Regions from separate parts of the Homo sapiens genome. Here regions 2 and 3 are each linked to region 1. Evidence: chromatin contacts called from ENCODE Hi-C or POLR2A ChIA-PET data. All regions are on one chromosome and are shown on one strand. The core of a region is the stretch at or near the end of the contact, and the rest is flanking DNA. Distances in the headings are between cores, read along the strand shown.

The links. Hi-C counts contacts between places; a loop is a spot of excess contacts on that map. ChIA-PET counts read pairs that join two places held with the same protein, here RNA polymerase II (POLR2A). Pooled maps may share reads with other maps.
Region 2: a loop to region 1 is called in a pooled map, with 8 times the contacts of the local background. The contact joins the enhancer-like site here to the promoter of PHF5A in region 1. A Hi-C loop is called at or near these places in 4 of 50 pooled maps. POLR2A ChIA-PET finds 5 or more read pairs at or near these places in 4 of 52 experiments (A549, H1, activated B cell and 1 more).
Region 3: a pooled map shows a loop between it and region 1 (4-fold over the local background). The contact joins the enhancer-like site here to the promoter of PHF5A in region 1. A Hi-C loop is called at or near these places in 2 of 50 pooled maps. POLR2A ChIA-PET finds 5 or more read pairs at or near these places in 3 of 52 experiments (H1, Panc1 and activated naive CD4-positive, alpha-beta T cell).

The regions. Positions count from the first base shown.
Region 1 is chr22:41,466,745-41,471,290 of GRCh38, reverse strand. It overlaps PHF5A (PHD finger protein 5A), which reads left to right and starts at 2,599. Exons shown (of 4, transcript NM_032758.4): 1 at 2,599-2,689; 2 at 3,144-3,167; 3 at 3,677-3,843. The coding sequence starts at 2,638. ACO2 (aconitase 2) reads right to left here and starts at 2,174. Exons shown (of 18, transcript NM_001098.3): 1 at 2,109-2,174. The coding sequence starts at 2,144. RefSeq lists enhancers at 1,507-2,068, 2,069-2,630, 2,200-2,869.
Region 2 is chr22:41,020,342-41,024,887 of GRCh38, reverse strand. No RefSeq gene overlaps it. Among named protein-coding and RNA genes, the nearest start is that of SNORD140, 51 kb to the left of the region's middle. RefSeq lists enhancers at 1,939-2,515, 3,670-4,247 and a silencer at 1,945-3,174. Within about 2 kb of position 2,232, at least 39 of the 41 ENCODE cell types and tissues checked have a DNase peak (open chromatin) inside an H3K27ac peak, as active enhancers do.
Region 3 is chr22:41,860,282-41,864,827 of GRCh38, reverse strand. All of the region lies in intron 1 of SREBF2 (sterol regulatory element binding transcription factor 2), which reads right to left. Among named protein-coding and RNA genes, the nearest start is that of SREBF2-AS1, 28 kb to the right of the region's middle. RefSeq lists an enhancer at 1,677-2,177. Within about 2 kb of position 2,572, at least 11 of the 41 ENCODE cell types and tissues checked have a DNase peak (open chromatin) inside an H3K27ac peak, as active enhancers do.

The DNA of each region.
Region 1 (4,546 bases), core at 1,350-3,849:
AAGGAGACCAGGATTTTAATCCTGACTCTGCTACTGGAAGTCACCCAGGCTCTCAAGGTCTTAGATTTTTCCACCTGTATAAGAGGTTAGTCTACGTGATGGTTGTAAACTCATTCTACTTGCTCATCACTTTCTAACATCCACTTGCTGAATATACATTTGTTCAATGAAGATCATCTCCAATGGACAATGGATTCAGGAAGTAACTTACTCAAGGTCACAGGATCAGGAAAGAGAGCCCAGATCTCCTTCTACACCAGTCTAATACTCATACTTTCCAAGATCCTTTTCGGTTCAAAATGGTGTGATACTATTCTTCTCTTCCAAGTTCAAGAACTCTATAATCATTTATCTTATCAAATAATCTTGCCTGACTCCCTTAAATCATGAGACAGGAAGAAACAACTATTTCCACATCATTAACCTAGAGAATCAAAAGACGTGAAGAGGCCAGGTGTGGTGGCTCACACCTGTAATCCCAGGACTTTGGGAGGCCAAGGCAGGCCGATTACTTGAGGTCAGGAGTTTGTGACCAGCCTGGTCAACAGGGTGAAACCCCGTCTCTACTAAAAATACAAAAATTAGCCAAGCATGGTGGTGCACACCTGTAATCCCAGCTACTCGGGAAGCTGAGGGCAGGAGAGTCACTTGAACCCAGGAGGCAGAGTTGCAGTCAGCCAAGATTGCGCCATTGCACTCCAGCCTGGGTGACAGAGCAAGACTGTCTCAAAAAAAAAAAAAAAAAAAAAAAAAAAAAAAAAAGATGTAAAGAGATAATTAGGTGCAAATCCTTTCCCTTAGCCCGGAATTGAGATCAGAAATATTTTCTTTCAGATAAATGATGATTTTACTTTAAACCATATGGTTTCAATTTAAGCAATGTGATGAAAAATAAGTTCAAGTTTAAATTTAAGCAATGTGATGAAAAATAAGTTCAAGTACCACAAGCTTCCTGAGAGTACAACGCATAACAACTCGTAAAATTCTATTATCAAAGTTGCGCCACTTGATCCAAAAGGAATTCACAAAGTTAAATGTGAAAGGTTGACAGAGAATGTCTACAGATGCTTGCTTGATTTTTATTAACAAAGTACACATTTGACATTGAACCTCTGAGTATAACACCTTCCCAGGGCTGTCAAGTTAGAAGTGAAAAAATCATCTGGCAGTCAGTCAGCTTTCTAGATAGCTCCTAACAGGGGAGTCAAGGTCAAACTGGAGTCTCCTTATCCTCCCATATTTGACAAGCAACTTATTGTGAGGCTCAAAATATTCGTACTGCATTCTGACAAACAGAAATAATTGCACCGTGGTTCATAAAGTTCTGTGAGGGCAGGCTGACATAAACAAGAACTGAGTGGTGGTAGGGCCCATGCTTCTGCCACAGCACTTCGGTGACACTCTTGAGAATCAGAACTTTCACCTACTTTCTACCAGCTTTATCATCTATCAAATGAGAAAAACCACCTCATTCCTACGATTACAGGAATCAAATAATATTATGAAGAATTAAAACAGGCCTCAAATCTTGTGCAAAGGTGAGAGACTATTATTATATTATTTACTACGTATGGGCCCAGAAGACCGCCCCCCTCCCCGACATTCCACGTTCCGCAGGGTCCTCAAAAGGTGGTACAGGGTCCTAGTTTCTTCTCCAGACTCCAGGCCTGGCAACCGTAGATGCTGTCATGCCTCTGTTGCTAAGAGATGGGAAGTGAGGCCTCAGGAACTGGGCCTAGAAGACTCAACAACGACCGCGCCCCCTAGTCACCTTGTCCTCACCTTGAGGAATGGAAACACACCCCACGGGAGCAGGCAATGCTGTCCTCAAAAAGAAGAAAGAGGTGCCTCCGCTCTTCACCCGGCCGCCGCTGCTTGGGCCCACGCTTCTTGCGAGGCAGGGACAGGGCCAGGAAAGCTGACTGTGCCGGGGACGCCTTGACCTAGGGCACCAGAGAAGCGGGCACGGGTGCCGGGCCCACAACCGGGACAGGTACACGAGAAGTTGGCCCCAGGTTGGGCCCGCCTCGCCCTGCCTCGCCCACAGCCGCCGGCACAGTAGGAGGCACCCCGCCCCCGTGAACCCAGAGGTCCCTGAGCTCGCTCACCTGCAGCCGAGTCACCAGTAGGCTGTAGGGCGCCATTTTGTGCACTGACAAAGATGAGGTCGCATTAAAGTGACGTCCCACACGGCGCCTTTAAAGCCTTTGGGCAGGGGCGTGCCCGGAAGAGTGGGGCGTCACGGTGAAGGCGAGGCCTCCCTAGAGGCGCCAGAACCCTGTGAACGCAATGGGCGGAGCTCACGTGCAACGAACAGACACGCAAGAGGAAATCGGACTGCCCAAAGACACTTGCAGAAATAGATACCAAGCACAAAGATGTTTTACCCAAGAACAAATTTTAGTTATCTCCGCCATCCAAATCTGGGAGAGTTTTTAAGAGTTTCATGCACCTGCCAGGACCTGGCCGCCCAGCAGCGACAAAAACTCGCGCGAGAGCAAGACGGGCCTGGTGCAAGGATTGTAAACTGACGGAAGCTTAGAGAACCAATCACAGCGACGTGGAGGCAGGAACAATGGGGGTTAAAGGTCGGACGGAAGTTCCCGAAGCTTCCGGTGGCCGGCTTAGTTAGGAGCTATGGCTAAACATCATCCTGATTTGATCTTTTGCCGCAAGCAGGCTGGTGTTGGTGAGACTGCGCCCTACCCCTGGCTGTCTGGGCAGGGGTGGTATTAGGAGCTGGGGGGTCGGGGGTTCCCGTCTCTTCCTTAGGGGCTTGCCTCGCAGGCGCCACGTTTCCCGCCTCTCAGGCGCGGGGTGTTGTAGGAGCGCGCAGGTTTGTGGCCTCTGATGAGAAGAGGGCGGGGGTGCGCGTGCTGGGAGCCCCAGGCAGGTATCGGGGGGTGGGGTCTGAACCAGGTCCAGAGAAACTCTGAGCTTGCCCAGGGCGTTGGAGGAGATTCAGGAGGGTGCTTGGATGTAGGTTTGGTTCATATGGAAATTTGTAATGATAAAATGGCTATCCGCAGGTCTCACTCACTGCAGTCCTTACTCATGTCCCTACCCCCAGCTCGAGGATGTACTTCTCCTCTTTCTCAAAACCTTTATTCTAATTGTACTTTTTACCATCTTTCATCTTGCAGCCATCGGAAGACTGTGTGAAAAATGTGAGTGGAACACACCGTCCCAACAACCCACCCTTCCCACTCCCAGTTTTCTGTGGAACCAGCAAAAGTGCCACAAAGAGGGCTTTGAGTAGATGTGCCTGGAAGTATGTGAACACTGAATGCTGCACTTTAGCCAAAGGCCCCTCTAACTCCCCACTGCCGCTTGCACATTTAACGCTGTATCTCTCTAGTTTTCAACGGGAAGAATCGCCAGAGTAGCATGACCCCTCCCCAACACACAGCACTTTGCCAGCAATTATACAGGCTTATCATCTCCGAGGTGCTTTTCTAAGCTCTTCACATATGTTAATTGGTAAACTTTTGTATGTGTTGAGGGGCTTGAGATGGACACTGGGGAAACCAAGTTTTGTGATGCCAAGAGGAGGGCCCTAAAGTCACTGTCAAAAGGAGACTAGTGTATTTCCCAGGAGACTAGTATATTTCCCCATGGCAGGAGATAGCAGAGGACTGAAGAACTTGTGAGCATGACTCCATTCTCTTCCTTACAGGTGATGGCAAGTGTGTGATTTGTGACTCCTATGTGCGTCCCTGCACTCTGGTGCGCATATGTGATGAGTGTAACTATGGATCTTACCAGGGGCGCTGTGTGATCTGTGGAGGACCTGGGGTCTCTGATGCCTATTATTGTAAGGAGTGCACCATCCAGGAGAAGGACGTAAGTGTACAGCTTTCCATCTGACCTTTCCTCCTTTTGTTTAGTAACACTTTGCCATCCACTGCAATCTCCTATGGTCTATGGAGATTACTGTGTTCATCTAGTCATCTAGGTTATAATTTCTTCAAGTTCTGTGAGTCAAACTGGGTGTAGTCCAATAAAAGGCAGTTATTTTGCATCAAGGGGAAGAATGCAAGGGAAGCAAATCTTTGTCAAGACCAGCAATTTGGAGAGCCCTCTCATTCATGTCTCTGTGGTTATTCTTATTCAGAAATGACATCCGGCTGGGCGTGGTGGCCCACACCTGTAATCTCAGCACTTTGGGAGTCCAAGTTAGGAGGATCACTTTAGTCCAGGAGTTAAAGACCAGCCTGGGCCACAGAGCAAGATCCCATCTCAAAAAAAAAAAAAGTGTTTTGTTTTTTGTTTTTTGCTTCTTGTTTTTTGTTTTTTTGAGATGGGGTCTCTTGCTCTGTGGCCCAGGCTGGGGTGCAGTGGCATGATCATGTGCAAGGCTCACTGCAGCCTTGACCCCCTGGGCTCAAACGATCCTCCCATCTCATCCTCCCAAGTAGCTGGGACTACAGGCATGCGCCACCATACCTGGCTAAATTTTTTTTGTAGAGACAGGGTCTTGTTTTGTTACCTAGGTTGGTCTCGAACTCCTGGGCTCAAGTGATCCTCCTGCCTTAGCCTCACCAAG
Region 2 (4,546 bases), core at 983-3,482, 450 kb after region 1:
GCTGGCATTTCACACTGTGGATCTCTCTTTCTTTCTTTATTTTTATTTTTGAGACGGAGTTTCGCTCTTGTTGCCCAGGCTGGAGTGCAATGGCGCCATCTCAGCTCACCGCAACCTCTGCCTCCTGGGTTCAAGCGATTCTCCTGCCTTAGCCTCCCAAGTAGCTGGGATTACAGGCATGCACCACCACGCCCAGCTAATTTTGTATTTTTAGTAGAGACGAGGTTTCTCCACGTTGGTCAGGCTGGTCTCGAACTCCTGACCTCAGGTGATCCACCTACCTCAGCCTCCCAAAGTGCTGGGATTACAGGCATGAGCCACTGCACCCGGCCAGGTCTCTCTTTTTTGGGACACATTCTTCCTTGGCTTCTGGGAGACCACAGCCCCCCGGTTTCTCTCTAGTCTCATTAGTCACTATCTCTACCAACTCCAGTCCCATGATTTTGAACACACTCCTCACTCCTCTTCACTCCTGGATTTTTATCTCCAGCCCTGCTCTCTTCTCTGAGAACTTACTTTGTCACTTGCTTTGTGTGACTTCTCCACTTTGATATTAAAAAGGCAGCTCAGGGCCAGGCGCAGTGGCTCACACCTGTAATCCCAGCACTTTGGGAGGCTGAGGCGGGTGGATCATCTGAGGTCGGGAGTTCAAGACCAGCCTGGCCAACATGGTGAAACCCCATCTCTACTAAAAACACAAAAATCAGCCGGGTGTGGTGGCACGACCCTGTAATCCCAGCTACTTGGGAGGCTGAGGTTGCAGTGGGCCGAGATCGTGCCACTGCACTCAAGCCTGGGTGACAGAGCAAGACTCCGTCTCAAAAAATAAATAAATAGGCCGGGCACGGTGGCTCACGCCTGTAATCCCAGCACTTTGGGAGGCGGAGGCGGATGGATCACGAGGTCAGGAGTTCAAGACCAGCGTGGCCAACATGGTGAAACCCCATCTCTATTAAAAATACAAAAATTAAGCTGGGTGCAGTGGCTCACGCCTGTAATCCCGGCACTTTGGGAGGCCGAGGCGGGTAGATCACAATGTCAGAAGTTCAAGACCAGCCTGGCCAAGATGGTGAAACCCTGTCTCTACTAAAAAACAAATTAGCCAGGCATGGTGGCACATGCCTGTAGTTCCAGCTACTCAAGAGGCTGAGATGGGAGGATCACTTGAGCCCTGAAGGTGGAGGCTGCAATAAGTCTGGAAGACTGATAGAGACCCTGTATCAAAAATAAAATAAAAGGCAGCTCAGATGTAACATGGCCAAACCCTATTTTGATCTCTCCATTCTCTCATATCTGCTCCTTGCCCATTACAGTTAAGAACCCCTTCAACCAAGCCAGCGTCTCATCCTTGAAGCTCTCTTTTCCTCAAGTCCCCACTACAATCCATCAGCCAATCTGGTCACTTCCACCTCCAATTAGTTCCCTGAATCAGCCTCTTCTCATCAGCGCCACTGCCTCCACCCAGCTCAAGGTCTTACGTGGGCCACCTGATGTCCCAGAAAGCATGGGCACGGCTTACAGATATCACTTAAGTCTTTTCACTCCTTTAACCGCTTTTTAATTCTCTTTATCATCACCTAGGAACATTTTTATCTCCACTCTAACATTTTTATCTACCCGACTTTTAAAAGTTTTCTAAACAAACAATGGGCCTTTCATCCATTGTTTCAGGGGGCATATGCTGAAATATGACACGATGTCAGGGATTTGTTTCACAATAATAGGGAGGAACAGTGGGTAGGGGCTGGGGAAAGAAAAAAAAAACAGGATCAGGAGTTGCTCGTTCTGTGTGGGGGGATGCTCGCCAGGAGCTCACTTTACCATCCTGACTTTTGTTTATGTTCAAAATTCTCCATAATGAAAACCCGAGATTACCAACTCCTACGTAACTGACTTTACGGACAAGAACTCTTTTATCGGGTGCTTGAGGTCAGACCGAGTTACTGCGGTCTGCCAGCAGTGACAATTTAGTGAGGGCTTACTGCTATTAACAACTGTTAAGTGCGGCGCTGATAGGTAACAATGCTTGCGCTCCCAGCGGGGCAGGCACCGAGTGCTTCTTCGGAGGCGCTCCCGACCGCAGCCCAGGCACCCAGACCCCCGCCTGCTCCAGGCCGGCGCCCCGGGCACCTCGGCGGAAGCCGGGAGCGAGCGCAGCTCGGGAAGCCAGAGCTCCACCCTCCCCGAGGCCTTGCACGTGCAGCCCGGAGACTCCGCTGCGCGTCCCTCCCTGCCCCCACCGCGGGCACGTGACCTGCAGCCCTGGGGCCCGGGAGGACTGCGGCCGCGGAACGTCGTAGAGGATCAGGGAAGGTTCAGGGTCGACCTCCAGACTCAGTCCTTGGGTTGGGTGGCAGGGTGGGGGCACTAGGGTGGGGAGATCTCGAGTTTAGGCCATAAAAAAGATCAGAAAGAGAAGAGCCCGAGAGAGAGGTGGCCCACCTTGGCCCCGGAGCTTGGGAGGGCGGGTCCCGGCTGGGGTTCGTGGGATCTGGACCCACTCGCCCCCCGGGACGCGAGCGCGGCGGGGACCGGGCGCGCGAGGCTGCGCCGAGAGAGGGCGCCGGCCCAGGTGCGGCCTCTGGGTGTGGCCGAAGCCAGCCCAGGCGGCCCGGATTGTCGTCCTCTGCGGAAGCGGCCCGGGCGCGGGAGCCGCGGGCGTAGCCAGCTCCGGAGCCCCGCGCCTCCGCCGCCCCGCGCGCCCTTCCTTTGTGTCTCCCAAGCAGGGGTGAACGCAGACCACTTGGATTTGATTTTTCCGTGCGAGTTCCCTTTTTTCCAAGTTCGGGGCCCCTCCTTCCCCCAGCGGCGCGCGCCCCCGGGGTGTCCGCCCCCTCCCCCTCCGGCCCAGCCCTGGGCGGGGCAGACGCCCTTGGAGTCGGGAGAAAAGACTATCTGATTTCAAAACCGACGCGACCCGAGCTGGGCTGCGGAAATGGCGCCCATGTCCCGGCTCCGGCCAGGTCGTGATCAGGAGACAGGTGTGGCCCTGGGACCCGTTTGGAGAGCAGAGGGGACATAAGTGGGTGCTGGGGGCGGGGGAGCTTGTGGCCCTGCGGCCCCCGCCCAGCCCCCGCCGAGCCCCCGCCGCAGCATTTCGGAGCTGGGCGCGGCAAAGGAGGGCCGGGACGCAGGCAGAGCGGGGGTTGAGCGGGGCCTGCGGCAGGGAAACCGGGAGAAGCAGGAGGCCGGGCGGGGCGGGGCAGGACGGTTGAGTCCTTCATTGCTTCTATCACAGACTGAGGAGCCTCTCCCCACCGCAATCCCTTTATACTGGGTAGGGGTTCGAAGGCACAGGGACAGAGTATACAGGACACTGCTTGAGGCAGCGCGTCCACCCACCATCTGTGCGACCTCATCAAGTCACCTCTCTGAGCCTCAGTTTCCCGGTATAATGGAAACGGCAATTTTAAATGACACGTAAGTGCCTGGCACTCATTGAGCTCATCAAATGAAGAGCCCCGTCTCTGGGCCCCCTTGCCCCTGAGGGAAATGCACACACAAACCTAGAAAATGTGCTGTAATGCACAATGTGGGACAGACCCAGTCACTCTCCTTTCATTCTTCTTCCATCGAATATTCTGAGGCTTCGGCGCCAGCCCTTTGCCGGCGGATGCTGCCGAGATGAAGACAGCATGCTCGGCCTGGTGAAGCCAATAAAAGAGCAGGCTCCCCTCCTGGGGCCAGGTGTCACCACAGAAGCAGGCCCTGGAAGATGCCAGGAGCCAGCCAGCCCAGGGCCCTGTCCTACCCCCGGCCCTTCCGCGGGCGAGAGCCCAGGATCTCCAGGTCCTGCCCTGCACTTGGAGATTTGCTCCCTAACAGGTTTTTGGTTTTGTTTTTTTGAATAGAGGCGGGGTTTTGCCGTGTTGCCCAGGCTGGTCTCAAACTCCTGGGCTCAAGCAATCCTCCTGCCTCAGCCTCCCCAAATTCTGGAATTACAGGCGTGAGCCACATGCCCAGTCTGTTGTTTTTCCTTTCTTTTCTTTTCTTTCTTTCTTTCTTTTTTTAGAGACGGTCTCTCTTGCCTCACTTTTTTTTTTTTTTTTTTTGAGACAGTGTCTTACTCAGTTCACCCAGGCTGGAGTGCAGTGGCGTGGTTTTGGCTCACTGCAACCTCTGCCGCCCAGGTTCGAGCAATTCTCCTACCTCAGCCTCCCGAGTAGCTGGGATTACAGGCACCTGCCACAGCGCCCTGCTAATTTTTGTATTTTTAGTAGAGACGGGGTTTCACCATATTGGTCAGGCTGGTCTTGAACTCCTGACCTCGTGATCCACCTGCTTTGGCCTCCCAAAGTGCTGGGATTACAGGTGTGAGCCACCACACCTGGCTCGCCTCACATGTTTTTAAAAGATCCAGTGTCCTGATGGCTCTTGGTGCTCTTCCCAGATGATGGTAAAATGCTCAGTGTGGACCAAGAGAAGCCTGACCCTGACAAACATCCTTTTTTCTTTACACATCTGAATTTTGATGAGCTCTGAAGGGAACTCGATTTCTCCGCAGCCGTCCTGAGTTCTGTGGTGCTTAGTGTCTGATGCCTTCATC
Region 3 (4,546 bases), core at 1,323-3,822, 390 kb before region 1:
GTGTGCGCCAACCATGCCCGGCTAATTTTTGTATTTTCTGTAGAGACGAGATTTCACCATGTTGCCCAGGCTGGTCTCAAACTCCTGAAAAGCAACCTCTCGGTTTGGCCTCCCAAAGTGCTGGGACTACAGGCATGAGCCAGGGCACCTAGCCAGATCCCTTCTCTGAACACAAAACAAACAAACAAAAAAACACAAAGATTTTTTGGGCCGGGCGCGGTGACTCACGCCTATAATCCCAGCACTTTGGGAGGCCAAGGCGTGCGGATCACAAGGTCAGGAGATCGAGACCATCCTGGCTAACACGGTGAAACCCCGTCTCTACTAAAAATACAAAAAATTAGCTGGGCGTGGTGGTGGGCGCCTGTAGTCCAAGCTACTCGGGAGGCTGAGTCAGGAGAATGGAGTGAACCCGGGAGGCAGAGCTTGCAGTGAGCAGAGATCGTGCCACTGCACTCCAGCCTGGGCAACAGAGCGAGACTCAGTCTCAAAAAAAAAAAAAAATATATATATATATACATATATATATATATTTTGATATTTTGTGTGTGTGTGTGTGTGTGTGTATATATATATATATATATATATATATATATATATATATGCTTGCAGAAGGATAGGAAAAATAAATCATAATTAAATGTAAATAGGCCAGGGGTGGTGGCTTATGCTTGTAATCCCAGCACTTTGGGAGGCCAAGGCAGGTGGATCACCTGAAGTCAGGAGTTCGAGACCAGCCTGACAAACATGGTGAAAACCCCTGTCTACTACAAAAATTAGCCAGGCATGGTGGTGGGTGCCTGTAATCCCAGCTACTCGGGAGGCTGAGGCAGGAGAATCGCTTGAACCCAGGAGGCAGAGGTTGCAGTAAGCCGAGATGACTGCGTCACTGTACTCCAGCCTAGGGAACAGAGCAAGACTCCGTCCCAAAAAATAAATAAATAAATAGATAGATAAATAAATAAATGTAAATAAATAAAGCTGCTGGGGCTTTCTAGTGTAGTCTCCATATGGGATAACTGGAGCTTTGCATTTCAATCTGGGCACCTTAAGTATTCAGTCAGTTAAACCTGCTGGGAAAAACAGCATCTCACCAGACTACATTCCTACATAGTGGTATTATTTACCAACATCTTGACACTAAGCTCTGTCCTCACTCAGCCTTGTGCGAGGGAGAAATGGGCAGATTGCTACAGATATTGCAGCTTGTACTAACCAATTCCAATTCCGTGACATGATTAAACTGAGAAATGTCCTCAAATTCAGTACATTTAAACAAAACATAATTTAGTGCTGACACACTCCAAGTACAAGATTATAAAATGCTTTAAGAAAATGACTAAGAGAAATCTAAGAATTTGTTGAACCTTTTAGAATTCCCCCAAAATCCCAACTCTGTAAGAAATCAATACAGAGGGCTGTAACACAGAGCCAGAAGAATATCACACACTGGCCGACAGTTTCCATCCATGGAAAGCTAAGGAGGGCAGAAGGCCAGGGTGGCCTCATAGATGCGCACAGGCTTTGGTGGTAGTCAGGCCTAGGTGTGAGTCTCTGGAGGCCCACCTAATCAGTGGTGTGAGCGTGGGCAAGATACTTCTCTTTAAGCCTTGGTTTCCTCACTACAAAAGGCTGCTTTGAAAATACACACTTGGCCTCTTTGCCCTGAGGATTAATAAGATAATTTATCCGAAGTGCTTGGTGAAGGGTAGACCCTTATGCAGGTCAATGTTGGCGGTACTTCCAGAGCACCCACTACACAGGCATGTGGGTGCACTGATCTCATTTTGTCAAGTACTCTTGAAACCCTTTTGTGGGAAAGATATGGGCTGGTGTGGTGAAGTAACCTACACAGGTCAGAAAGCTTAGTTCACGAAGCGTAAGAGTGTGTAGGCAGATGGAATGAGACTACTTAAATTAAAATAAAAAAGTCCCTTTCAACCCACACACAAAAAGCTCCAGTGGAGCCATCTCCAGTCAGCCGGGCAGCCGGGTACTGGGCTGAGTGGCACAGAGGGGCTGTTAAGATGAACATCTGCAGAAAGGAGTGATGGGAAGCTCCAGAAGGGCACGCAGAGCCTCTCCAGGACCCCATCTGGTCTGCGGTGCCAGGAAAGAGGAGGCCTGGAGAACCAGGGTGTAGTTGTGCTTTGTAACTGTGAGCTACACCCATGGGAATGTCCTAATGGCTCCTCACTGTTCCCTGCTCTGATCATTCACATTCTGTGATTACACAGGCTGTCATTTCCACAGAGAGCCATGAAACTCAGAAAAGGGAGGCCCGGGAGAAGGCGAGTTTTATGGAGCTTTGAAAATGAAGCTCCAGTTCCTACGGCAGGCCACAAAGCTCAGGGCCAGAGACAGGCCTCCCACGAGCTAGGCTGGCACGCTCAAGCTCATCTCACTCCCCTGCTCCTGTTTTTAGCTGCTTTGTAAACTTATAGCTAAGTTGCTTAACAAAGTAGGTGAGGCCCCAGGAAACTGTATCTGGGTTCTGGTCTCTAAAAGCAAATAACCAAAATTAGAGGTTCCTGTTATCATCCGTGCATTGCAAGCAGCCCCATGACTCACAAAGAGACCCTGAGTTCACATGAACTTTATGGAGCTTGTGGCTTGGAGGTAACATAAATATCACTTTGCTCAGCTCAGCCTTCAGCATCTACCTGAGAATGAGGTAACCTGAAATCTGGTTAAATTAATTCTGGTCAAGAATAAAGAATGTGAAGCCTCCAAATAGGGTTACAGTTTCTCCAAATTACAGATTCAGTCAATAATCCTTTAACAGGTATTTGTTACCCAGCCCTATTAGGGGCTGGGAAACCTAGTTTACAAAGGTCATTTATTCTTATATTTTGTATTTATTATGCACCTTGTGTTAGACAATGTTTTTAATAATTTTTTTTTTTTTTGAGACAAAGTCTCGCTCTGTTGCCCAGGCGTGCAGTGGTGCAATCTCGGCTCACTGCAACCTCCACCTCCTGGGTTCAAGTGATTCTTCTGCCTCAGCCTCCCAAGTAGCTGGGGCTACAGGCACACACCACCACGCCCTGCTAATTTTTGTATTTTTAGTAGAGACAGGGTTTCACCATGTTGGCCAGGCTGGTCTCGAACTCCTGACCTCAGATGATCCGCCTACCTCGGCCTCTCAAAGTGCTAGGATTACAGGTGTGAGCCACTGCGCCTGGCCCTGTTTTTAATAATTTGTTAAAATCATAAAAGTAATATATTCACTAAAGAAAAATTTAGAAAGCATATAAATGAAAAGAACAAAAATAAAAATCATCCAGCAGTTCCACTATTCTTGAGTCATCCATTGTCAATTTTTTTTTTTTTAAATGGAGTCTTACTCAGTTGCCCAGGCTAGAGTGCAGTGGCATGATCTTGGCTCACCACAACCTCCACATCCCAGGTTCAAGCAATTCTCCTGCCTCAGCCTCCCGGTGTAATCCCACTGAGTAGGTGGGATTACAGGTGCGTGCCACCATGCCCAGCTAATTTTTGTATTTTTAGTAGAGAGGGGGTTTCACCACAATGGACAGGCTCGTCTCGAACTGCTGACCTTGTGATCCACCTGCCTCGGCCTCCCAAAGTGCTGGGATTACAGGCGTGAGCCACAGCGCCCGGCCCATTGTCAATGTTTTAATGTGTGCCCTTCCAGATTTCTTCCTCTACAAGGCTTGCTTGCACACTTAAGCATGCACATGCATGCAAATTGTTTTACAAAAATGAGATCACACTGAACATGCTACTTTGCACCCTGTTCCCTTTGGTTAATAAATATGAAGAACATTCAGTGTCAACCATTACAGACGTAACATCATCCTTTTCAGAGTCCCACGGTATCATTCTGTGTGCCATTGTACTGTACCAGTGTATTAAAATTTGTTTAACTTAATGATGAAAAATTGCTTTAAATTTTTCAGCCTTATCTTTTTTTTTTATTTTTTTGAGACAGGGTCTTGCTCTCTTGCCCAGGCTGGAAGGCAGTGGTGGGGCTCAATGCAGCCTCTACCTCCTGTGCTTAAGCAATCCTCCCACCTCAGACTCCTGAGTAGCTGGGACTACAAGCATGCATCACCAAACCTGGCTAACTTTAAAGAAATCTTTTTTTTGTGGAGACAGAGTCTCCCTATGTTGTCTAAGCTGGTCTCAAACTCCTGGGCTCAAGCGATCCTCTTGACTTGGCCTCCCAAAGTGCTGGGATTACAGGCGTGTGCCACCACACCCAGCAAGTTATTCGGCATTATTAACAACTCTTTTGTTCCCCCACTTCTCTATTTTCTTAGGATAAATTCCTAGAAGTTAGATGGCTGGGTCAAAGGACCACTATACATGCTTTGGAAAGGTTTCAAAAATCTATGCTCCTGCTAGTGTTTCCTCACAGCCATTTCTGTCAATCTGATAGTGGAAAAAACCAACATGGAATTGTTTTGTCTTGCATGACTGAGTACTAACTGAGGCTGAAAGTCTTTTTTTTTTCTAAAGTCCCAATTTTATTGAGCATTTGCATTTCTTCCTTTGTAAACCGCCTGCTCTTGACCTTCGT